2 separate regions of the Homo sapiens genome follow, and region 2 is linked to region 1. Evidence: chromatin loops called from intact Hi-C (ENCODE). Cell type or tissue: CD4-positive, alpha-beta T cell. All regions are shown on one strand. Each heading gives the region's core, and the rest is flanking DNA. Links, peaks and the distances in the headings are about the cores only.

Evidence for each region. Hi-C counts contacts between places; a loop is a spot of excess contacts. Peaks named below come from ENCODE experiments on the same cell type or tissue, not always from the same donor. Only the 100,000 strongest peaks of a DNase experiment are listed, where the experiment ranks them.
Region 2: it touches region 1 in a loop (4-fold over the local background); 3 of 110 quality-filtered maps call a loop at or near these places.

The regions. Positions count from the first base shown.
Region 1 is chr9:125,194,896-125,207,425 of GRCh38, forward strand. RABEPK (Rab9 effector protein with kelch motifs) reads left to right here and starts at 5,647. Exons shown (of 8, transcript NM_005833.4): 1 at 5,647-6,011; 2 at 8,113-8,171. The coding sequence starts at 8,119. LOC105376271 (a long non-coding RNA gene) reads right to left here and starts at 5,501. Exons shown (of 2, transcript NR_135145.1): 1 at 5,331-5,501; 2 at 4,638-4,760. It also overlaps the pseudogene RPSAP76. RefSeq lists a silencer at 5,525-5,574. In CD4-positive, alpha-beta T cell, for the core only: no CTCF peak of the experiment used is centred there; DNase peaks (open chromatin) are centred at 4,726 and 5,606; H3K4me3 peaks cover 1,813 bases; H3K27ac peaks cover 1,491 bases.
Region 2 is chr9:125,115,200-125,127,729 of GRCh38, forward strand. The region is part of intron 2 of SCAI (suppressor of cancer cell invasion); the gene reads right to left. Among named protein-coding and RNA genes, the nearest start is that of SCAI, 22 kb to the right of the region's middle. In CD4-positive, alpha-beta T cell, for the core only: a CTCF peak has its summit at 4,964; a DNase peak (open chromatin) is centred at 4,902.

The DNA.
Region 1 (12,530 bases), core at 2,346-10,345:
GTAGAAGTAGAGATTAGGCAGGCCGGGCGCAGTATCTCACGCCTGTAATCCCAGCACTTTGGGAGGCCAAGGCGGGCAGATCATGAGGTCAGGAGATTGAGACCATCCTGGCTAACACGGTGAAACCCCGTCTCTACTAAAAATACAAAAAAATTAGCCGGGCATGGTGGCAGGCGCCTGTAGTCCCAGCTACCTGGGAGGCTGAGGCAGGAGAATGGTGTGGACCCAGGAGGCAGAGGTTGCAGTGAGCCGAGATTGCGCCACTGCACTCCAGCCTGGGCGACAGAGCGAGACTGCGTCTCAAATAAAAAAAAAAAAAGAAGTAGAGATCAGGCATGAGCTCCCACAGGTGTTCACAGGAAATGGTGCCACCTTTGTGCAGAACTTCCTGAGCCAGCATCCACCACATCAAACCCACTGAGTGAGCTCCCTTGTTGTTGCATGGGATGGCAATGTCCACATACTGCAGAGGAGAATCTGTATTACACAGAGCAATGGTAGGTAGGTTAACATAAGATGCCTCTGTTTGAGGCTGGTGGTCAGCCCTGGGGTCAGTAACCACAAAAAGCTGTGGCTCCCGGAAGGAGCCTGGATCTGGTTAGTGAAGGTTCCAGGAGTGAAGTGGCCAGCAACTGGAGTGGCTCTGGTGGCAGCAGCAAACTTCAGCACAACCCTCTGGCCAGTATTCCTAGGGGATATAACACTGGCATCAGCAGGGTTTTCAATGGCAACAATGGCATGAGCTGCCAGCAGAAGCTTCTCCCAGGTCCTCTTCAGATTTATGATGTAGATGCCATCACTTTTCCTTTTATAGATGTACTGTTCCATCTAGAAGTCAAGATTGGTGCCACTAAGTGGGTTCCTACTGCAAGGAACTTAAGGACATCCTCCTCCTTCATTTGCAGGACAGCAAGGGCTCTGGACATTGTGAAAGTTTCCCTTTAAGTTATGATGGGAATCCATAACAACCCCATATGGACCCCTCTGTGGGTAGCATAGAAAACTGGCTGTTTTTCTTTCTTTCTTTCTTTCTTTTTTTTTTTTTTTTTTTTGAGACAGGCTGTCGCCTTTTTTTTTTTTTCTGTCACCTAGGCTGGAGTGCAGTGGCACAATCTCGGCTCACTGCAACCTCTGCCTCCTAGGCTCAAGCAGTCCTCCCACCTCAGCCTTCCAAGTAGCTGGGATTACAGGCATGCATCTCCACACCTGGGTAATTTTTGTATTTTTAGTAGAGACGGGGTTTCACCATGTTGGTCAGTCTGGTCTCAAACTCCTGACCTCAGTTGATTGGCCCACCTCGGCCTCCCAAAGTGTTGGGATTACAGGCATGAGCCACTGCGCCCAGCCACAATTCACTCTTAATCTCTGAACCTCAGTAATTGGGAATAAATCCTATTCAAGATACCTTCTCAGAAGTGGGAAGGAAGACAAATAGGGAGATGGATGTGAATGTTCTTCATAAACTGTAAAGTGCTTAAAAGGAAGGTCTCACCGGCATTCATTACTTCCCTTGCTGATGCATCAGTAAAGAGGTCAGTGGTGTGCTGTTCCAGTGAAAATAGGTGGCAGTCCTCACATGACCACACTATCTGACAGGAGGAAGCTCCCTCCTGCAGACCCACCTCATTGAGTGAACATCATTCTTCACATCCACAGCAGAGAGAAAAGAAGAAAGCGTGCGTCAGAGTGTTGGGCAAGCTTTTAGGAGAGGTGTTAGACACTTCCAGTGGTTTGGTATGGAGATGGGGTAACAGAGCTTGATGACTGGAATGCATTCTTAGTCTTCCTTGCAAGAAATAAGAGATCTGGGTTCCTGGGTTCCTGGTTCTGCCATTTTATGTGGGGTAGTTATTTTAACTTCTCTGGGCCTTGATTTCCATTTTTAAAAATACATCTCTTGCCAGGCACAGTGGCTCACACCTGTAATCCCAGCACTTTTGGAGGCAGAGGTGGGTGAATCATTTGAGGTCAGGAATTCAAGACCAACCTGGCCAACATGGTGAAACCCTGTCTCTACGAAAAATACAAAAATTAGCCAGGCATGGTGGTGCGCACCTGTAGTCCCAGGTACTCAGGAGGCTGAGGCAAGAGAATTGCTTGAACCTGGGAGGCGGAGGTTGCAGTAACCTGAGATCATGACACTGCACTCCAGGCTGGGCGACAGAACAAGATTCCATCTCAAAATAAGTAAATAAATAAAAATAGAAATAGAAAATACATCTCAGGCAGCCTGGCGCAGTGGCTCACGCCTGTAATCCCAGAACTTTGGGAGACCGAGGTGGGTGGATCACGAGGTCAGGAGTTCAAGACCAGCCTGGCCAAGATGGTGAAACCCCGTCTCTACTAAAAATGCAAAAAAAAAATTAGCTGGGTGTGGTGGCGGGTACCTGTAATCCCAGCTACTTGGGAGGATGATGCAGAGAATTGCTTGAACCCGGGAGGCGGATGTTGCAGTGAGCCGAGATCATGCCACTGCACTCCCCCAGCTTGGGCGACAGAGCAAGACTGTCTCAAAAAAAAAAAAAGAAAATAGATCTCAGGCATTCCACATTCTCAAATGTGATTTCTAGTCTAAAAGCATAGGTTCAGCAGGCACGGTGGCTCATGCCTGTAATGCCAGCACTTTGGGTGGCCAAGGCAGGTGGATCATCTGAGGCTAGGAGTTCAAGACCAGCCTGGCCAACATGGTGAAATGCCGTCTCTACTAAAAGTACAAAAATTAACCATACGTGGTGGCCACGCCTATAATCCCAGCTACTTGGGAGGCTGAGGCAGGACAATTGCTTGAACCCAGGAGGCGGAGGTTGCAGTGAACTGAGGGCGCCACTGCATTCCATCCTGGGCGACAAATCGAGACTCCGTCTGTAAATAAATAAATAAATAGGTCCCGCAGTGAAAACTGGCTGCTATTTTGCCCACAAACCTCTTCCAATTTTTCTTGTTGATGTGCCACTCCAGCATGGCACCTTGAAACAGAGCTAGCCAGAAAACACCGGGGACATCAGAGCATTCTGCAGCTGTGAGCAGAAATGTACGTGGAGATGCACATGGACATATGGCAGAGCTAACCTGGACTTGGTTTTCTTTCCTGAAGGAGAGCAGAATGACTGAATATCCCTAAACTTCTCTTTGGCAGACAGTCAATGGGGATTTTTCCACTAAAGTGGGAACTCACAAAGACTCCATATGTTTGAAAGAGCCGCAGACCTTGAATTCCATTTTGTCAATAAATTTTGGTTATGGTTTCAAGTAGCTAAAATATTCCTTTCACCAACCTGGCCTTTCACCTGTATTAGCACATCCTCTGAACAGTTCTGTCTGCACAGCAGGTAATACTATCATCATTCTATAGATGAGGAACTAGGGTTCAGAGTGGGTAACTTGCCAAATGTCAGAGTTAGATGGTTAGTGCTGGACCCTGGATTTTTTTTTTTTGACAGAGTCTTGCTCTGTTGCCCCGGCTGGAGTGCAGTGGCACGATCTCGGCTCACTGCAACCTCCACCTCCTGGGTTCAAGTGATTCTTCTGCCTCAGCCTCCTGAGTAGCTGGGATTACAGGCAAACGCCTGGCTGATTTTTTTTTAGACAGAGTCTTGCTCTGTTGCCCAAGCTGGAGTGCAGTGGCATGATCTTGGCTCACCACAACCTCTGCCTCCCGATTCAAGCAATTCTCCTGCCTCAGCCTCCCGAGTAGCTGGGACTATAGGTGCGCATCACCGTGCCTGGCTAATTTTTGTATTTTTAGTAGAGATGGGGTTTCACTATGTTGGCCAGGCTGGTCTTGAACTCCTGACCTCGTGATCTGCCCTCCTTGGCCTCCCATAGTGCTGGGATTACAGGCATGAGCCACCACACCCAGCCTGGAGCTTGGATTTTAACCCAAGTATGTTTGATCTCTTCCCACTAAGCTACCATAGCTCTATACTCCAGGAGCTCCTGTTTCTAACCTGAGCTGTTTTCTCTATTTTCTAGGACACAGCGACAGTTTCAGAGACTGGAGTTCTTTGAAACAGACATAAGAGAGCAAGCCACCTCTCTATTTTCAGGAAAGACACAGAGAACCTATGGTTATGAACTAAAACAAAGATAATGTAGATTCTGAATATGTCTAGAGACATTGTTCATTTATAGTCAGGAATAGCTTTACCCTTGACAGAGAACTCTGTGCCAGCTGCTGGGTGCTGAGCACTTTTATTTACATTATGTCATGTATTCCCCACCACAACTACTACATACATCTCTCTTTTTTTTTTTTTTTTCTTGAGACGGAGTCTGGCTCTGTCACCCAGGCTGGAGTGCAGTGGCACTATCTCGGCTCACTGCAACCTCCGCCTCCCAGATTCAAGCAATTTTCCTGCCTCAGCCTCCTGAGTAGCAGGGATTACAGGCGCCCACCACCACGCCTAGCTAATTTTTGTGTTTTTAGTTGGGGGGGGGGGCGGGGGCGTTCACCATGTAGGCCAGGCTGGTCTCGAACTCCTGACCTCGTGATCCGCCCGCCTCGGCCTCCCAAAGTGCTGGACTTATAGGCGTGAGCCACCGCGCCCAGCCTATGATAGAAATCTTATTAGCTCCATGGTTACAAACAGACAACCCTGAGGCCTGGAGGAAAGTAACTTCAGAACAGATACTCTCCTGGCTGAACTTTATATTTATTGCACTCTTGGCAGTCGTCCCTAGTTGTCTTTTTCTTTGATCTCTCTCTAGTTAAGACTTGCTCCTGGAGGCAAAGCGTGGTGGTGTCTGGCTCAGCATAGCACCTGCCATAATTACAAATGGCAATTATGGAATGAATCAGCTGTTTAAAGCACCAAATCTTGAGCTGGCCCGAAGACTGCGCAGGAGGATTGCATGCTCAACTCTCCCCTTTAGAAACTGTTAACAATCGTTGTGGCCGGGCGCGGTGGCTCACGCCTGTAATCCCAGCACTTTGGGAGGCCGAGGCGGGTGGATCATGAGGTCAGGAGATCGAGACCATCCTGGCTAACAAGGTGAAACCCCGTCTCTACTAAAAATACAAAAAAAATTAGCCGGGCGCGGTGGCGGGCGCCTGTAGTCCCAGCTACTCGGGAGGCTGAGGCAGGAGAATGGCGTGAACCCGGGAAGCGGAGCTTGCAGTGAGCCGAGATTGCGCCACTGCAGTCCGCAGTCCCGCCTGGGCGACAGAGCGAGACTCCGTCTCAAAAAAAAAAAAAAAAAACAATCGTTGTAACTGGAAATGTAACTGTTATACCCTCCCCCCCTTTTATTTATTTATTTTTTTGAGAGGGAGTTTTTGCGCTGTTGCCCAAGCTGGAGTGTGGTGGCGCCCAGCCCTGTTAGCCCCTTACAGAGTAGATCAGCTGCCGCAGGCATCTGAGTTCCCCAAACGGACGCCCGAACCCGGCATTGCGCAAATCGTTTCCAAGTAGCCCCGGCTTATTTATCCCGTCCGGGAGGGAGGGACCCAGGGAAGGCCCACCCCACTTGGTTCCCGAGAAATGCAGAGCCTGGCGTCCACTCCCGGTCTGGGGGACCCCTCCACCGCCAGCCCAGGAAGTCAGCGCCGGGCCCTCGGGGCGGAGCAGGGAAGAGGGAGCGGTTGGCCCGGACGCTCTTCCGGGTCCTGGGAGGAGGGCCCGGACCTAAGCCCCGCCCCTCCGGGGTGGAGTCACGGCTCGCGACTGGCCTAAGTCGCCGCAGGTATTGCAGTCCGGGGCTGGAGGGTAGGGGCGAGGGTCCCCGGATACCGGGTCTATCACGGTCTCGGGCAGGGAGTCTGAATCTTTTAGGGGAGTGGGCCCAAGCCGGGTGCAAAGAACGGGGAAGGGCCTTCCCTGGCTCCGTCCCGGCCACTTTGACCGAATCAGCCTGTTCTTTCCCGACCCCGTCTCCTATCCCCTAGAACTGCCACGTGGGGATGAGATTTGCTGGGCTGGTAGCGGCGGCTGCTGCGGGAGGTCCCGCCCACGTGAAGCCAGCCTAACTGAGCTCTGGACTTTGGGGACAGCTGTCAGTGGCCTAGGCCGCAGGTGAGATTTATCCATTCATCTCTCAATCTATTTTCTTTCTTCATTCACTAGCCACTCCCCCACTTCTACTCCATGCCAGGTCCATTGGTAGGTTCTCGGAATGGATCTGACAGGCCCAGCCCTCTAGGAACTTAGTCTAGTGGAATTTAATCTAGAATCTAGTCTAGAAGCCTTAAATAGATAAACATTCCAAATGATTCCTGCAATGGTGATGGCTAATACCTTCAGAGCCCAGTGGGTGGAAGAAGGAAGTAACTTGGATGTGGGTGGAAGAGAAAAGGGCAAATCAGGGAAGGTTTCACCAGGGAAGGGACTTTTGAACTGGGCTTTGAAGGTTAACTAGGAGTTTGCAAATTTCCCAGAAGGGAAGCGACATTCCAAATAGGGGAAGCAGAACAGGCTGCAAAATTATGAAAAGGCCTGCCATATTACAAGAACAGCAAAAAAACCAATAATGCAAGAGATTGTGGAGGTGAGTTCACGGGAAAAAAGCTCAACAGCAGAAGGCCTTACTTTCTATGCTATGTTGAGGCCAAGATTTATCCCAGAGCTCAGTATTTCTCAGCTTCTTTAAATATTTTGTCCTTTGAGCGGAGAGCAGTGGCTCACACCTGTAATCCCAGCTTTTTAGGAGGCTGAGGTGGAAGAATTGCCTGAGGCTAGGAGTTCGAGACCAGCCTGGACAACAAAGCGAAACCTCCATTTCTATTTTTTTTTCTTTTTTTGAGGAGGAGTCTTGCTCTGTCGCCAGGCTGGAGTGCAAGTGGCGCAATTTCGGCTCACTGCAACCTCCGCCTCTTGGGTTCAAGCAATTCTCACGCCTCAGCCTCCTGAGTAGCTGGGACTACAGGCGTGGGCCACAACGCCCAGCTAATTTTTTTTGTATTTTTAGTAAAGACAGGGTTTCACCATGTTGGCCAGGATGGTATCGATCTGACCTCATGATCCGCCTGCCTCGGCCTCCCAAAGTGCTGGGATTACAGGCGTGAGCCACTGCTCCCAGCCCCGTTTCTATTTTTAATTAAAAAATAAATAAATGGCCGGGCTCAGTGGCTCACGCCTGTAATCCCAGCACTTTGGGAGGCCGAGGCGAGCCAAGTTCAAGACCAGCCTGGCGAACATAGTGAAACCCCATCCCTACGAAAAATACAAAAAAAATTAGCCAGGTGTGGTGGCACTTGCCTGTAGTCCCAGCTTACTCTGGAGGCTGAGGCAGGAGAATAGCTTGAACCCGGGAGGCAGAGGTTGCAGTGAGCTGAGATCCTGCCACTGCACTCCAGCCTGGGTGACAGAGTGAGACTCCATCTCAGAAAAAATAAAAATAAAAAATAAAGCCAGGCACGGTGGCTCATGCCTGTAATCCCAGCACTTTGGGAGGCTGAGGCGGGCAAATCACCTGAGGTCAGGAGTTAGTGACCAGCCTGGCCAGTGTGGTAAAACCCCGTCTCTACTAGAAAAGCTAGAAAAATGAGCTGGGCGTGGGTGGGCACCTGTAATCTCAGCTACTCAGGAGGCTGAGAAAGGAGAATCATTTAAACCTGGGAGGGGAAGGTTGCAGTGAGTGGAGATTGCACCACTGCACTCCAACCTGTGCAACAGAGTGAGACTCTATCTAAAAATAATAATAAAGATAAATACATAGGCCAGGCACGGTGGCTCACACCTGTAATCCCAGCACTTTGGGAGGCTGAGGCGGGTGGATCAGCTGAGGTCAGGAGTTCGAGACCAGCCTGACCAACATGGTGAAACTCCATCTCTACTAAAAATAGAAAAATTAGCTGGGCGTAGTGGCACATGCCTGTAATCCAAGCTACTCGGGAGGCTGAGGGAGGAGAATCGTTTGAACCTGGGAGGCAGAGGTTGCCATGAGCTGAGATCTTGCCATTGCACTCCAGCCTGGGCAACGAGAGCTAAACTCCATCTCAAATAAATAAATAAATAAATAAATAATAAAAATAAAGATGAAAAGTTGGTGATTCTTATTCAAATCAATCAGGCCTAGAAATTAGTACATTCAACAGGAAAGGTTTAAAAAGGAGGTTGAATTGATTAAGATGATAATCATAAGTGTCTAAAAAGTGCCTTTCTTTCTTATGCATAGGACACCATGAAGCAACTGCCAGTCTTGGAACCTGGAGACAAGCCCAGGAAAGCAACATGGTCTGTAAGGAAGGATCCAGACACAGAAAAGCATGAGTTTTTGTTTCATTTATAAGTAGTTTATTTACATATTTGATCATCAACAAAAAGGGGTAGAGATGAAACTGTCTGCAGTTTCTGGTAATTAGACTCAAACTGTCTGAGAAAGTCTTCAGAGGAAAGATAGGGGGGCAGTAATTATCACAGAGCAGATGTTAATTTTATTAAAATCCATTTACCAGAAAGAGTAAGGCACTGACCATCTGGCATCCTCAGCTCCAATGCTGTGTCTTCCCCCGAGCTCTGACTCATTTTTAAGATTTTTAGGAAATTAGATTTGGATTAAACTGGCTTCACTGTTTCTTGGCTGTTTGTTCAAACAACCCTTTATTCAACAACTAACATTGGCCTGATGGGGGCAGCTGCTCTGTGGGTGCTGGAGGTAGAATTGTAAATAGTCTCTGTGTACTGGGGACTACAGACTAAGCAGGTGATGGTGATAAAATGTGATCTGCTCTGAGTCAGGGCCCACAGAAGGTTGTAGAGAGGTGGCAGTTCTTCAACAGGACCTTGAAGGAGAGACTCCAGACTGGCTTCCATGCATCTGTCTTGCTCTGTACCCAGAATACAGCCAATCATGGCATTTCCTAGTTTAAAACCCTTTTGTGCCTCCCTGTTGGTGTTGGGATAAAAATCAGACTCCTGGGCTGGGCACGGTGGCTCATGCCTGTAATCCCAGCACTTTGGGAGGCCAAGGCGGGTGGATCTCCTGAGGTCAGGAGTTTGAGACCAGCCTGACCAATATGGTGAAACCCCATCTCTACTAAAAATACAAAAATTAGCTGGCATGGTGTTGTGCAACTGTAGTCCCAGCTACTAGGGAGGCTAAGACAGGAGAATTGCTTGAATCTGGGAGGCAGAGGTTGCAGTGAGCTGAGATCATGCCACTGTACTCCAGCATGGGCCACAGAGCAAGAATCCGTTTCAAAAAAAAAAAAAAAAAAAAAGGCCGGGCACGGTGGCTCATGCCTGTAATCCCAGCACTTTGGGAGGCCGAGGTGGGCGGATCACGAGGTCAGGAGATCGAGACCACTCTGGCTAACATGGTGAAACCCTGTCTCTACTAAAAATACAAAAAATTAGCCGGGCGTGGTGGCGGGCATCTGTAGTCCCAGCTACTCTGGAGGCTGAGGCACTCCAGCCTGGGCGACAGAGCGAGACTCCATCTCAAAAAAAAAGAAAAATCAGACTCCTGACCGGGCGCAATAGCTCATGCCTATAATCCTAGCACTTTGGGAGGCTGAGGTGGGTGGATCACTTGAAGCCAGGAGTTTGAGACCAGTCTGGCCAACATGGCAAAACCCCGTCTCTACTAAAAATACAAAAATTAACCGGGAGTGGTGGTGCATGCCTGTAATCCTGGCCACTCGGGAGGCTGAGGCAGGACAATTCTTGAACCTGGGAGGTGGAGGTTGCAGCAAGCCGAGATGGTGCCACTGCACTCCAGCCTGGGCGCAACAGAGGGAGACTCCGTCTCAAACAAACAAACAAACAAATTAGACTTCTTAAACTGGCCCAATGGTCCCTGCAAAATGTTTCTGCCTGTATTTCCAACCTCAAATCCCATGACTTGTTCCTTTGTTCTCTTTCTCTTCTTTATTGTGCCCTTTGCACTGTTCCACTCAGGAGCTGTTCATGCTGGTCTCTTTGCCTGGACTGCTCTTTCTGCCTGGAGTGCTCTTTCCCTCCACTTTTTGTCCCTCTCTTTTCCCAGCTTATTTTATTTTATTTTTGAGACAAGTTCTTCCTCTGTGGCTGGCCACCCAGGCTGGAATGCGGTGGTACAATTGTGGCTCATTATAGCCTCGACCTCCTGGCCTCAAGTAACCTTCCCATCTCCATCTCCCAAGTAACTGGGACTGTTGGTGTGTACTACCATGCCCAGCTAATTTTTTTTTTTAGAGACCCAGTCTCGCTATGTTGCCCAGGCTGGTCTCAAACTCCTGGGCTCAGGCGATCCTCCCACTCTAGCCTCCCAAAGTGCTGAGATTACAGGTGTGAGCCACCACACCTGGCCTACCCAGCTAATTTCTACTCATACTTCAGATCTCTCTCCAAATGGTGCTTCTTCAGGAAGCCTTCTCTGACCACCCTATCTCCCTGGCTCCTTACAGGGTGAGACCCTCCTAAGACATGCATGTCCTCATACTATATATTCTGTACTCCTTTCTACCACAATTGAAGTGAAACAGATAGTTGTGAAACTGTTGAATGTTTCTTTTCCCAACTAGTCTGTAAGGGCTATCAAGGCAGGGACTTTTTTTTGTTATATCCACCATCTCTGGATGGCTGTGTGCTTTTGGTAAATTACTTAACCTTTCTTAGCTTCAGTTCCTCCGTTGTAGAACTCAGATGATGGTAACAGCTGTTATCCTCAAAGCGTTTTTTTAGTTTTTGTTTGTCTTTGAAACGGAGTCTCACTCTGTTGGCAGGTTGGAGTGCAGTGGCACAATCTCGGCTCACTGCAACTTCCGCCTCCCGGGTTCAAGCGATCCTGCCTCAGCCTCCCAAGTAGCTGGGACTATAGGTGCATGCCACCACACCCAGGTAATTTTTGTATTTTTAGTAGAGACGGGGTTTCATCATGTTGCCCAGGATGGTCTCAATCTCTTGACCTCATGATCTGCCTGCCTCGGCCTCCCAATGTGCTGGGATTACAGGCGTGAGCCACTGCGCCCGGCCCTCAAAGGGGTTTTATGTAGATTAAGTGACATCAGAATAGAGCTCTGAATGGGAAACAAATTTGGCAACCACTGATGAATATATAGATGAGTGATAATTGAAGTTATCACTACAGATAACATTAATCAGGTAAGCAAATGTAAAGTGAGGAAAAGAGAATTGAGAATGACGGAGAGTCAGGAGGTGGCTGGTAGGAAAGGAGTCGGAGAAGGAAGCAGAAAGGACAACCAGAAAAGTGAGTGCAGAACCAAAGGAAGGGATGTGGGAAAGCCTGGCTGGGAGAAAGGCACAAGAAGCGAGGAGAGGTCAGGAGTCTCAAACACCAGAGAGGTCAAATAAGACAGGGCCTGAAAAACAGCTACAGAATTTTCTTTTCCAATCAGGAAGCTTCAAGTGTGTTTTCTCAGTCAGCATTCAGAATCACTGTGGAGAGTGGAATGGGCTGGGCGTGGTGGGCGCGTCCCTAGCACTTAGGGAGACCAGGGCAGAAGGATTGCTTGAGGCTGGGAGTTCAAGGCTGGCCAACATAGTGAAACCCCATCTCTACTAAAAATACAAAAATTAGCCAGGCATGGTGGTGCGCGCCTGTAGTCCCAGCTACTCGGGAGGCTGAGGCAGGAGAATCACTTGAAGCCTGGAAGTGGAGGTTATGGTGAGCCAAGATTGCACCACTGCACTCCAGCCTGGGCAACAGAGCGAGACTCCGTCTCAAAAAAAAAAAAGAGAGAGAGAGATAGTGGAATGACCGAATTCTGTATGTGATTTTTCAGAGTGCTAGCTTTGGCTTCCATCAGATTGAGCTTTGGGGGTAATCTGGAAAAGCTCTGAAATCAGTAAATTCTGGATAATTTTTTTGATGGAGAGGAATCACTGGCTAGTGGCAAGAGCCCCAGGGCTGTTGATTACCATGTGGTGGCACATAAAGCTCTCGCCACCATTTATTGAGTCCTTCCCTGCCCTGTTTTGACGTCTTGTCTCAGTCTTCACAATCATCTTTTGCAGTAAGAACTGTTGCTGTCCAGCCAGGCACGGTGGCTCACGCCTGTAATCCCAGCAATTTGGGAAGCCGAGGCGGGCGGATCACCTGAGGTCGGGAGTTCGAGACCAGCCTGACCAACATGGAGAAATCCCATCTCTACTAAAAATATAAAATTAGCCAGGTGTGGTGGCACATGCCTGTAATCCCAGCTGCTAGGGAGGCTGAGGCAGGAGAATCGCTTGAACCCGGGAGGCGGAGGTTGTAGTGAGCCGAGATCACGCCATTGCACTCCAGCCTGGGCAACAAGAGCAAAACTCCATCTTAAAAAAAAAAAAAAAAGAACCATTGCTGTCCTCATTTCACAAATGAGTAAACTAAAGTTCAGAAAGGTTAAGTGACTTCCAAAAGGTCACACATCTAGGAAGTACCTGAGCTCGAATTTGAACCAGATCTGTCTGAATTCATACACCATGCTCACAGCCACCATCCTGTGCCAAGACCCATCACTGAACATTTCTGGAGGTCAGTTTCCCTATCTACCAAATGGGGAAAAATAAGCCCAGTGCATTCCTACCAGATTACTGTGAGATGAAGACAGTGACAAAATTGAAAAGCCAAAGACTGTGTGCAAAGGGGAGGTACTATTATTAATCAGAGAA
Region 2 (12,530 bases), core at 1,887-9,886, 80 kb before region 1:
GTCTCTACTAAAAATACAAAAAATTAGCCGGGCGTGGTGGTGGGCACCTGTAGTCCCAGCTACTCGGGAGGCTGAGGCAGGAGAATGACATGAACTCGGGAGGCGGAGCTTGCAGTGAGCCCAGATCGCGCCATTGCACTCCAGCCTGGGTGACAGAGCGAGACTCTCCTCAAAAAAAAAAAAAAAAAAAAAAAACTCTTGAAGCACATGTACACCAGAGTACACTTTCTAAATGTTTGTAGTTGCACTGCTTGTTATTTAGACACAAACCAACTGCCCACAGATAGAATAAACAGTGACATAGTCATGTAACTGAATACCATGTAACAGTTTAAATGGAGTATATCAATATGCATCAACACAAATGAATCTCAAACTCCTAATGTTGAATGAATAAAGCAAACTAAAGAATACATACAGTATCATTTCATGAATATAAAATTTAACAAATCTGAAACTAAAAAATCAATTTACAGTTATAGTCATATCCAGTCACTTAAATAATATAGTTATATTCATGTTGTAAAATTATGAAAAAAATGCAAATGAATAAAAATAATTTATTCTTCCAATAGGAGAGGGAAGGAGGCAAATGCCATAGAAAAGAGGAATATGAGGGAATTTCAAGGTATTGACAGTACACTATTTTTTAAGTTGACCAGTGAGAACAAAGACATTTATTTGTAATTCTTCTTTAAAGTACACATATGTTGGGCCAGGCACAGTGCCTCACGCCTGTAATCCCAGCATTTTGGGAGACCAAGGTGGGCGGATAACCTGAGGTCAGGAGTTCGAGACCAGCCTGGCCAACATCGTGAAATCCCATCTCTATCAGAAAAAACAATTAGCCGAGCATGGTGGCACATGCCTGTCTACTCAGGAGGCTGAGGCAGGAGAATCGCTTGAACCTGGGAGGCGGAGGTTGCAGTGAGCCGAGATTGCACCATTGCACTCCAGCTTGGGTGACAGAGAGAGACTCCATCTCAAAAAAAATTAATTTAAAAAAAAAGTATACATGTTATATATGCTTTTGTGTATATATTAGAATTAACTTTAAAATATTAAAAGTATTATTTATTCAACAAAGAATTTGTTGAACATCTACTATGTTCCACTATTTTCTGTGCTTTATCAACAAAGAAATATCCCTGCCCTCACAGGGCTTGTATTTGAGCAGAGGAAGGAAGACAGAAAGCAAAATCTAGAATGAATAAACGAGGGGAAAAGAATATATACACACAAACTTTTTTATTTAAAAAATAAGAAGTAGAACAGAAAAAGGGATACCAGGAATATAGGATAGACTATAACATGAAACAGTCACTGAATTTATTTTAAGATGTTTAAATTTTTTATTACAAGTAAAATTTTATTACAAATAAAAACTCTAGGTTTTTACCAGTTTATAAGAACTAGGAAAAAAATCTAGGAGACAAAACCCACCAATAATATATTAAGAGAAAACCATTTTCTGCTTTCAGTAACCTTAAGAATGTCAAATAGACTCTCCATCAGAAGCCTTCAGAATGTTAACCAAAAAAAAGTACCTGACCTATCTAGATGCTTTAAAAATATCTGTTGAAAAAATCATTGTTTTCTCTTGAAAATCTGTCCTAATTATCCCATTTTTTGAGCTAGTATTTTCCATAAAATAAAAATTTTAAGAATAATTTATGAAAATAAAGAATGTCTGAACTCTCATTTACCCTTTCACTTATCATATTTATTCTTTACCTGGTGTCAATTTTCAAACACATCAATGTATCTGACACGCTGCAAAGGATAAAGGAATATGAAACATAAGAGAATAAAGAAAAATCTGAGGCCTGCAGGAATTCTATGCTGACTGAATTAAATAATACATTCCTACACACCTGAAGAGGTTTTTTTTCACTCAGTAACATTTCATTAACTACTTATCCATCATCTCCTCTGAAGTATGTGGCTTGTCTGTTATCCAATGAAGTAACATCACTTACATTTCAGCCTTTAAATCTTGCATATAAGACACATGCAATAGCATAAACTACCTAGAAACAAAATTTTCATTCTTATTAGTCTTATATTCTTTCATACTGAAAAGCAAAAACGTACCTAGGTTACTGAAAACAACTCCTTTTACCTGATTACCTCAATCATTATAGAGGAATGCCTGATAAAATTACACTACCTCAGTTTTAGAAGCCTGAGGAACTTTGGCTCACGCCTGTAATTCCAGCACTTTGGGAGGCTGAGGTGGGTAGATCACCTGAGGTCAGGAGTTCGAGACCAGCCTGGCCAACATGGTGAAACCCTATCTCTACTAAAACTACAAAAATTAGCTGGGCATGATGGTGCGTGCCTGTAGTCCCAGCTACTCAGGAGGGTGAGACAGGAGAAATGCTTGTGCCTGGGAGGCAGAGGCTGCAGTGAGCCGAGATCACACCACTGCACTCCAGTCTGGGCGACAGAGTGAGACTCCATCTCAAAAAAAAAAAAAAAAAAAAAAAAGCTTGAGGAACTTTGAAGCATTTGAAACCAGAAGACCTCCTTATCATGGGCTGCTTTCATTTATTTTATGGGACTTCAATAAACCCTCACAGGAAATTATCTCTACCAAGTTTTGTTTTTCTGAATAATTTCAATGTCACTAGTCAGTAATAGCAAAAATTTTACAGAGCAAAACAAAACTGTTTTGTCTTGACTGTGCCACTTCCTAGCTGTGTTACTTTGGGTCAATCACTTTAATTTCCTAAGTCTCAGTTTCTCTTTCTAAATGTGAATAATGCCCCCATCTTCTAATGAGGTAATATATAAACCTTATCCCCTAATAAGCACTAGCACTCTGCGAAAAAAGTTATCCTCTCTTGGACTCCTCCTTCCATTTGGTTTAGTGCCTGCTACCTGTAATCAACTAATCACTAAACAATTAAAAATTGATTTAAAAAACACATAGTGAACTAAACACTTAAAATCTACACATTATATGTAAAATATTAATACATTTAAAAGGCTTGTTAAAAAATAAACATAGTGGAGCCAAGCATGGTGGCTCACTTCTGTAATCCCAACATTCTGTAATCCCAACATTTTGAGAGGCCAGCACAGGAGGATCATTTGAGGCCAAGAGTTCAAGACAAACCTCAGAAACACAGCAAGTCCACAACTCTAAAAAATAAAAATAAAAAAATTAACCAGGCATGGTGGCATGCACCTGTAGTCCCAGCTACTTGGAAGACAGAGGTAGGAGATCTCTTGACCCCAAGAGTTTAGGACTACAGTGAGCTATGATCCTGCCACTGCATTCCAGCCTGGGAGACAGAGACCCTGTCTCAATAAATAAATAAATAAATAAATAAAGCATAATGACAACAGGTAATACAGTTCACATGTGTAGAATGTGCAGGTTTGTTACACAGGTATACATGTTCCTTGGTGGTTTGCTGCACCTATCAACCCGTCATTTAGGTTTTAAGCCCCGTATACATTAGCTATTTGTGTCCTGATGCTCTTCGTCCCCTCACCACCCCCACCCCACATGGCCTCGATGAGTGTTGTTCCCTTCCCTGTGTCCATGTGTTCTCCTTGTTCAGCTCCCACTTATGAGTGAGAACATGCAGTGTTCGGTTTTCTGTTCCTGTGTTAGTCTGCTGAGGATGATGGCTTCCAGCTTTATCCATGTCCCTGCAAAGGACATGATCTCACTCCTTTTTATGGATGCATAGTATTCCATGGTGTATATGCACCACATTTTCTTTATCCAGTCTATCATTGATGGGCATTTGAACTGGTTCCATGTCTTTGCTATTGTATCACTGCCTAATCACTTACTATCAAAAAGTCCAGGCTGGGTGTGGTGGCACACACCTGTAATCCCAGCACTTTGAGAGGCCAAGGCAGGAGGATTACCTAAGCCCACAAATTGAAGACCAGCCTGGGCAACATGACAAGACCAAGATCCCATCTCTATTGTTGGCGGGGGATGGGGGAGCAGTAGTAATGAACAGCCAATATTTTGTGGCAGGTAATATCATTGAAGTCTCAAAGCAAACCCATGAAGTACATACCATTTTATAGATCAACTGATTTACAAAGAGGATACTGCCTTCACGGTCACACATGTGGTCTGAATCATTCCGAAGTCACTGCTTATTAACATGCACACAACCTTCTAAACTAGAAGTACATGAAAATGGAGTTATCTAGGCAGCAATATTGTTGTCCAATATTTGATTTCTTGTTTTGTACTGCTCTTTAGTTAAAAAAAATAATAATTTAATAAATATGTAAAATGAAAGACAGTGAAATAACAATCTATAAAGGAAGGGGACACATAATCCATATTTCTTCTCTTATAAAACTAACAGTGCTCCTGAAGGTAGAAATACATCTTGTTCTTGTTCTTACAGTTCAACGTATAGTATGATCTCTAAACTCCGGCAAAATGGAATGCTAATCCAGTTATCCCCTGCTACATAACTTAGTGGCTTAAAACAATCTTTTATTGTGCTCATGAATCTGCAATTTGGGTAGAGTTTGACAGGAACAACTCATCTCTGCTCTACATATAAACACTACATAAGCACTCATTAGGGCACTGTGATGGGGAACTAGAAGATTAGGATCTGCTTTTAGGACAGCTCACTCACATGGCTGGCAAGCTGATCCCAGATGTCAGCTGGGAGCTCAGCTGGGGCTGAGAGTCAGGAGCTTCAGTTTCCCTCTTACACAGGCCACTCCTAGTTGCTTGGGCTCCTCACATAGTAGCCAGATTCCAAAAGTGACACTCCAGAGAGAAAGTTAGAAATCCATGGCATTTTTATAACCTAGCCCTAAACGTGACACGTCGTTTGAGCCATGCTCTACTGGTAAAGGCATTTACAAAAGTCTGCTCTGGTTAAGAGACTGAGACACAGGCTTCACCACTAGATGGGAGGAGTGTGAAGATGACATTGTAGGTAGAACATGTAAAATGAACGATACTGCTGTAGACACATTTGGCAAATACAATCTGTCATACCAATACATTGGTTGTATGCCAGAATATACCAAAGTTGACTTTTTGTTAATAGTATTTATTGGTTTTTATTAAGTAGAGTTTTCCTGTAAAAAACAAGGAGTAAAGAGATTAAAGACAATAACCTGGAGTTTCTCCTCCCCATGATGAAATGAATTCAATGGCCTACAAGTAATTATCCTCAGAGTCAAATGATAAAGAAAAACAGGAGGAAGAGCCAGGCGCAGTGGCTCACGCCTGCAGTCCCAGCACTTTGGGAGGCCAAGGTGGGTGAATCACCTGAGGTCAGGAGTTCGAGACCAGCCTGGCCAACATGGAGAAATCCCGTCTCTACTAAAAATACAAAAATTAGCCAGACATGGTGGCAGGCGCCTGTAATCCCAGCTACTCGGGAGGCTGAGGCAGGAGAATCACTTGAACCCAGGAGGCAGAGGTTGCAGTGAACTGAGATCGCACCACTGCACTCTAGCCTGGACAACAGAACAAGACTCCATCTCAAACAAACAAACAAATAAATAAGTATAAAAAATTAGCCTGGCATGGTGGCATACGCCTGTAGTTCCAGCTACTCAGGAGGCTAAGGCAGGAGGATCGCTTGACTGCTTGAACCCAGGAGGTAGAGGCTGCAGTGTGCCAAGATCATGCCACTGCACTCCAGCCTGAGTGACAGAGTAAGACTTCATCTCAAAAAAAGAAAAAGAAAAATAGGAGAGAGGACATTTAGGGACTTCCCAGAAAAAAAAGAGTGATAAAATAAGGAAACATGAGTAATCTGCCACTAAAAATTAAATACAGAGTTGGAAGAAACTTTTGACACCACTTAGTCTACTGCCATTATCCTAGCAACTACTAAAAAACTGAAATTTTTTTGTTTACATTTCAATGAAGGATAAGAAATTCTCATTTTTAATAAAATTCTAAATTGTGCAAATTTGTATTCATTCATTTCATTCTCTGTTGTTAACAGCAGTAAAAATCCTTAAAAGTGAAATAGTGTCAAATAGTTTCAGCGTGAACAAGGTAAAGAAAAAGCTAAGCCACCTGCATCCTGTTTCAGTTGAGGGTTTATGGGTGGAGAGAACAATAGATGACATACGAGATGCTGGAAAAAAGATGAATCAAACCTCTGGGGCATGTAGGAATTTAAAAAGAAAGACAAAGAAAAGTAGTGACTAGAAACCTGCCAAAGCTCTGGGGGTGTCACCAGCATGCTGTACTATCCTCTTTGAACACATCCTTATGCAAAGGCTCCACCCTTAAGCCAAAGTCCTTTTCCACTTTGGAAATGGCTAGAACTGGCTCCAGAGATAATTTAATCTAGTGGTTTCCAACATTTTCAAACATAAGAACCTTTTTTTAAGAGTAAAAATCCAGGCTGGACATGGTGGCTCAAGCCTGTAATCCCAGCACTTTGAGAGGCCAAGATGGGTAGATCACCTGAGGTCAGGAGTTTGAGACCAGCCTGGCCAACATGGTGAAACCCCATCTCTACTAAAAGAACACAAAAATTAGCCAGGCATGGTGGCACACCCCTGTAGTCCCAGCCACTTGGGAGGCTGAGGCATGAGAATTGCTTGAACCTGGGAGGTAGAGGTTGCAATGAGCCGGGAGATCATGCCACTGCACTCCAGCCTGGGCAACAGAGCAAGACTCAGTCTCAAAAAAATAAATAAATAAAAAATAAAGAGTAAAAATGCTATGAACATCTATATGACAACTGTGATTTTATCATCTAGTTATTGAAAAAATCAATGACAGAAGTATCACAATTTCACTGACACCTCTACGAAATGTTATTTGTATTTTGTCACAAGGGCATTTATATACAACAGCATGTACATGAGACAGGCAATTTGGATAAAATTCTTAGGAAACACTAAATACATGTATGTCATTGGTAAATATGTAAGTGAACTATATGTGAAAAGACTAAGACTAAGAAATTTTTAAGGACTTCATTTTCAGGAATGTGATTACACTAGGATTTCTCCTACTATGCTTTCGGTTGGACTGAGTAGTCTCTCAATACAGATTCTATAATTCTCTTATAAATTATTTAAAACATTTTCCTCTTCTTTTTAACTTATATCTTAATGATTTAAAACTGGTTGTGGGCCAGGCACGGTGGCTCATGCCTATGATCCCAGCACTTTGGGAGGTCGAGGCGGGTGGACCACGAGGTCAGGAGTTCAAGACCAGCCTGGCCAAGATGGTGAAACTCCATCTCTACTAAAAATACAAAAAGTATCCAGGTGTGGTGGCAGACTCCTGTAATCCTAGCTACTCAGGAGGCTGAGGCAGGAGAATCACTTGAACCCAGGAGGCAGAGGTTGCAGTGAACCAAGATTGCGCTACTGCACTCCAGCCTGGGCAACAGAGTGAGACTCCATCTCAAAAAAAAAAAAAAAAAAAAAAAAAAGCTGGTTGTGCACTGTGCAGTGGCTCACGCCAGTAATCCCAACACTTTGGGAGGCCGAGGCGGGTGGATTGCTTGAGCCCAGGAGTTCGAGACCAGCCTGGACAACATGGCAAAGCCCTGTCTCTACCAAAAATACAAAAAATTTTCTGGGCGTAGTGGTATGTGACAGTGGTCCCAGCTACTTCAGAGGCTAGGGTGGGAGGATTACTCCATCCCAGTAAGTCAAGGCTGCAGTGAGCCAAGATCGCACCACCGCATTGCAGCCCAGGTGACTGGAGTGAGACCCTGTCTCAAAAATAAATAAATTAGTAAAATTTTAAAAACCTGTTTTGGACATATAGATGCATATTCCTATTTTATACAAAAGTAAGAATCCTTTTACTTGATGACAATTTTATTATCACCAGCCAGGTGTTACCTCAATAGAAAAACAGCTTGCTTATCTATTGTTAGAAAGACAGGCTACGACAGGCTCAGTGGCTCACACTTGCAATCCTAGCACTCTGGGAGGCCAAGGTAGGCAGATTGCCTGTGCTCAGGAGTTCAAGACCAGCCTGAGAGACATGGTAAAACTCTGTCTCTAATAAAACTACAAAAAATCAGCCAGGTGTGGTGGCACGTGCCTGTAGTCCCAGCAACTCGGGAGGCTGAGGCAGGAGAATTGCCTGAACTGGGGAGATGGAGGTTGCAGTGGGCTGAGATTGCACCACTACACTCCAGACTGGCCAAGAGAGTGAGACTCCAACTCAAAAAAAAAAAGGCTTATGTCAACAATTCTAAATCTAAAATCTTTATTTTTGGCAGTTGTTCTCTGAAAATCTATACATGATGACTCTATAGTTTGGAAATTATCCTAAGAGTTTAAAAGTCCTAACTGGCAGGCCGGGTGTGGTGGCTCACGCCTGTAATCCCAGCACTTCGGGAGGCCGAGGCAGGTGGATCACGAGGTCAGGAGATCGAGAACATCCTAGCTAACACGTGAAACCCCGTCTCTACTAAAAATACAAAAAATTAGCCGGGCATGGTGGCGGGCACCTGGAATCTCAGCTACTTGGGAGGCTGAGGCAGGAGAATCGCTTGAACCCGAGAGGCAGAGGTTGCAGTGAGCCGAGATCACGCCACTGCACTCCAGCCTGGGCGAGAGTGAGACTCCGTCTCAAAGAAACAAAGAAACAAACAAACAAACAAAAGTCCTAACTGCCACTTTGCAGGATTTTAGGAAACCACGTGTGAGCACCTTCAACATGCACTCCCCGTCTAGAAAAGAATTTCCAGGACACTGTCAAACAGGCACACATGCCTTCCAGGCCAGGAGAATATATGGAGAGAGAACTTAGGAGAAAGAAACCCCAAATGCAAAATAAGAATACAAACAGTGGTGCCTAGCCTTAGAGTAAAATGTTTCCAAAACAGCTGCCAAGTTTATGAAAACCCAAGCACCTCTCCTTTTGCTTGGTTTGTCATGAAGATAGCCATTTCATGACAGACTGCGTCAATGCAGAGAATTAAGCCAGTAATGCAGAAGTTCTCAGAGATTAGGAGCACTCTGAAAAACCTGAAATGAGACAAAAGTAAGGCAATAAAAGACTAGGCTTATATATTAGTCAGGGCTCTCCAGAGAAACAGAATCAACAGGAGAGAGACAGAGGTAGAGGTAGAGAGACAGAGACAGAGGTATATATATTTAAAAAGATATTTATTAAAAGGAATTGGCTCATGCAATTATGGAGGCTGAAAAGTCCCAAGATTGTCAGTCAGTAAGCTAGAGACCCAAGAGAGCCTATGGTCTAGTTGCAGTCCAAGTCTAAAGGCCTGAGAACCAAGGGAATCAATGGCGCAAGTTCCAATACAACAGCTACCATGCTCAAGAGCCAAAGTTTTGGTTCAAGTCCAAAGGCAGGAAAACACTGATGTCCCAGCTCAAGGAGTCAGGCAGGAGAAGCTCCCTCTTGCTCAGTCTTTTTGTTCTAGCCAGGTCTTCAAATGATTGGATGAGGCTCACCCAGACTCGGAAGGGTATCCGTTTTACTCAATCACTTCAAATATTAATTTCATCCAGAAACATCCTCACAGACACACCTAAGATAATGTTTGACCAAATGTCTGGGCACTCAGTGGCCCAGTCAAGTTGACACATAAAATGAACCATCATAACTGACTTGGCTCTATTTTGCCCACTCTTCCCAAAAAGCCAAGAAAAGGGGTTGAAAAAGAGTTTAAAGCCTGGTGAGAGAGAGCAGGCAGAAGAAAACTGACTCTTCACTGGATAACTACCTTACGGCCCTTCCCTTAACAAGGCAAACAAGAGCAGAGGACTACCTCCCAATCTGTGTGGGAGGCTCACGCCTGTAATCCCAACACTTTGGGAGGCCAAGGTGGGCAGATCACCTGAGGTCAGGGGTTCCAGACCAGCCTGGTCAACATGGCAAAACACCGTCTGTATAAAAAATACAAAAATTAACCAGGCATGGTGGCGCACACCTGTAGTCCCAGCTACTCAGGAGGCTGAGGCAGGAGAATCGCTTAAATCCGGGAGGTGGAAGTTGCAGTGAGCTGAGATGGCGCCACTGCACTCCAGCCTGAGAGACAGAGCGAAACTCTGTCTTAAAAAAAATAAAATTAAATTTAAAAATGAAGGCCAGGCGCGGTGTCTCACGCCTGTAATCCCAGCACTTTGAGTGGCCGAGGTGGGAGGATCATGAGGTCAGGATCCAGACTAGGCTGGCCAACATGGTGAAACCCTGTCTCTACTAAAGATACAAAATTAGCCAGGTGTAGTGGCACATGCCTGTAATCCTAGCTACTCAGGTGGCTGAGAGAGGAGAATTGCTTGAACCCAAGAGGTGGAGGTTGCAGTGAGCCAAGATCGTGCCACTCCACTCCAGTCTGGGCAACAGAGTGATACTCCATCTCCAAAAAAAAAAGAAAGAAAAATAAAACTGAACTGCCCTTTAATCAAAAGATATCTGCTTCTTAAGGCCAAGGTGGGTGAATCACCTAAGGTCAGGAGTTTGAGATCAGCCTGGCCAACATGACAAAACCCTGTGTCTACAAAAAATACAAAAAAATCAGCCACGCATGGTGGCAGGCACTGTAATCCCAGCTACTCAAGGGGCTCAGGCAGGAGAATCACTTGAACCTGGGAGGCGGAGGTTGCAGTGAGCCAAGATCACGCCACTACACTCCAGCCTGGGCGACAGAGTAAAGACTTTGTCTCAAAAAAAAAAAAAAAAAAGATAGCTGCTTCCAAAACACACACACATATTCTCTCTCTCATGCATGCGTGCGTACACGTACACACACACACACACACACACACACACACACACACACACATTCTCTCTCTTTGTCCATCAGAAACCTATACAGGATAAGAGAAATCTTAGCTGGACATTGAGCCCCTTGGGTACAATGAAGCCAGTGCTGGAAGAAAGGAGACTCTCCAAGGAAAATCACAGATTCACATAACTCAGCCCTTGTGAAGCCAGGACAATGAGTCAAGCTGTTGGCTTGGACTATAGTCATCCTCAAGGCTCAACTAGAGTAGGAGGATCCCTGTTCAAGCTCACTTTTCTGAGCCAGTCATGTGGCTGCCAGCAGGCCTCAGAAGATCTACATCCAAGCTAGCTGTTGTGGTTGCTGGCAGGCCTCACTTCCTCACCACATGGCCCTCCCCATGGGCTGCCTGGGTGGCTGTCTTCACAACATGGCAAGTGCCTTCCCTCTATGCAGTGCTGCCTCATACCATGGAGTTAGCCTCCCCCAAAGTGAGTTGGGGGTGTGTGTGTGTGTGTGTGTGTGTGTGTGTGAGAGAGAGAGAGAACACACATGCAAGGCAGAAGTCAGAGAGAGAGAGACAGAACACACATGCAAGGCAGAAGCCAGTTTTTTTAAAACCCAATCTGAGCTAGCCAGCTAGCCTCCCGCAAAGTGAGGTGGGTGGGTGGGTGTGGGTGTGTGTGTGTGTGTGTGTGTGAGAGAGAGAGAGAGAACACACATGCAAGGCAGAAACCAGTCTTTTAAAAACCCAATCTGGGAAGAGACATCTCATCACTTCTCCTGTGTTCTATTCACTAGAAGTGCATCGCTAAGTCCAGCCCACACTCAAGGGAGGAGAATTCAGCTCCATCTTTTAAAGAAGGGAAAATCAAATCATTTTTGGATAGATCATTAAGTCCCACTACAGGGACTAGAATTACTGATGAAAATATAAGTAGCCAGATAAGTTATTAAGACATCAATGGATGTTTTATTATCATGGTACTTCCCAATCCCCAAGATGATAGTCCTATTTGCTTCTTTGCCTCAAGGGAGGTTTGTGCATGTTTTCTGAAAATATGAACTCCTTGAGGAGATTATACTGAGGGAAGAAGGGTAGAACAATGAGTGCCTTTGGCGGGAGCTGGGGGTTAGGTAGAAATAAGAAGAAAAATGGGAGCAATTTATCTGAGAAGAAGGAATTCCTTCAGAATCCACAAAAAGGGAACCTGCAACCCCACGTCCTAGCAGTGCCCAAGTCCTCAGAGAGAAATGGGCATGTGTTGTACCAAGCAAAGCTGAAGCCTGTACATCAGAATCCCCAGGCTTCAACGCCTCATATCCTCTTAGACAATGTGCTCAGTCACATCCAGCACAGGCTGAAAATCAACCTTCCACCCTTCTCCTGGTACCTCAAAAGCCTATTAGAGTCTCACATAACTCTAAGGAGGGGTGGATCTCTATTATTAATCACTGAGATTGTATTTCTAACCAGTTTGGTAGAATTGAGGGGGAGAAGGTCCCAGGGCAGAATTTTTTTTTTTTTTTTTGAGACGGGTTCTCATTATGTTGCCCAGGCTAGTCTGAGCTCAAACTACGCTCTCACCTCAGAATCCCAAAGTGCTGGGGTTACAGGTACGAGCCACCACACCTGCCCCCAAGGGCAGAATTTGATTTCATTTAAAGGAATTAAAATATTGTTAATACTTTTTGCTTACCTGATTTCATGAGGTAAGATTCATATGTGCTATACAGTCAATTAATGTACTAACCTATGGATATCTTTTGCAAATAAGTAATATTGGTGGTTTCAAAGAAAGTTCCAAACAAGCTGCTCCATTTAAGATTTTTCCGGCC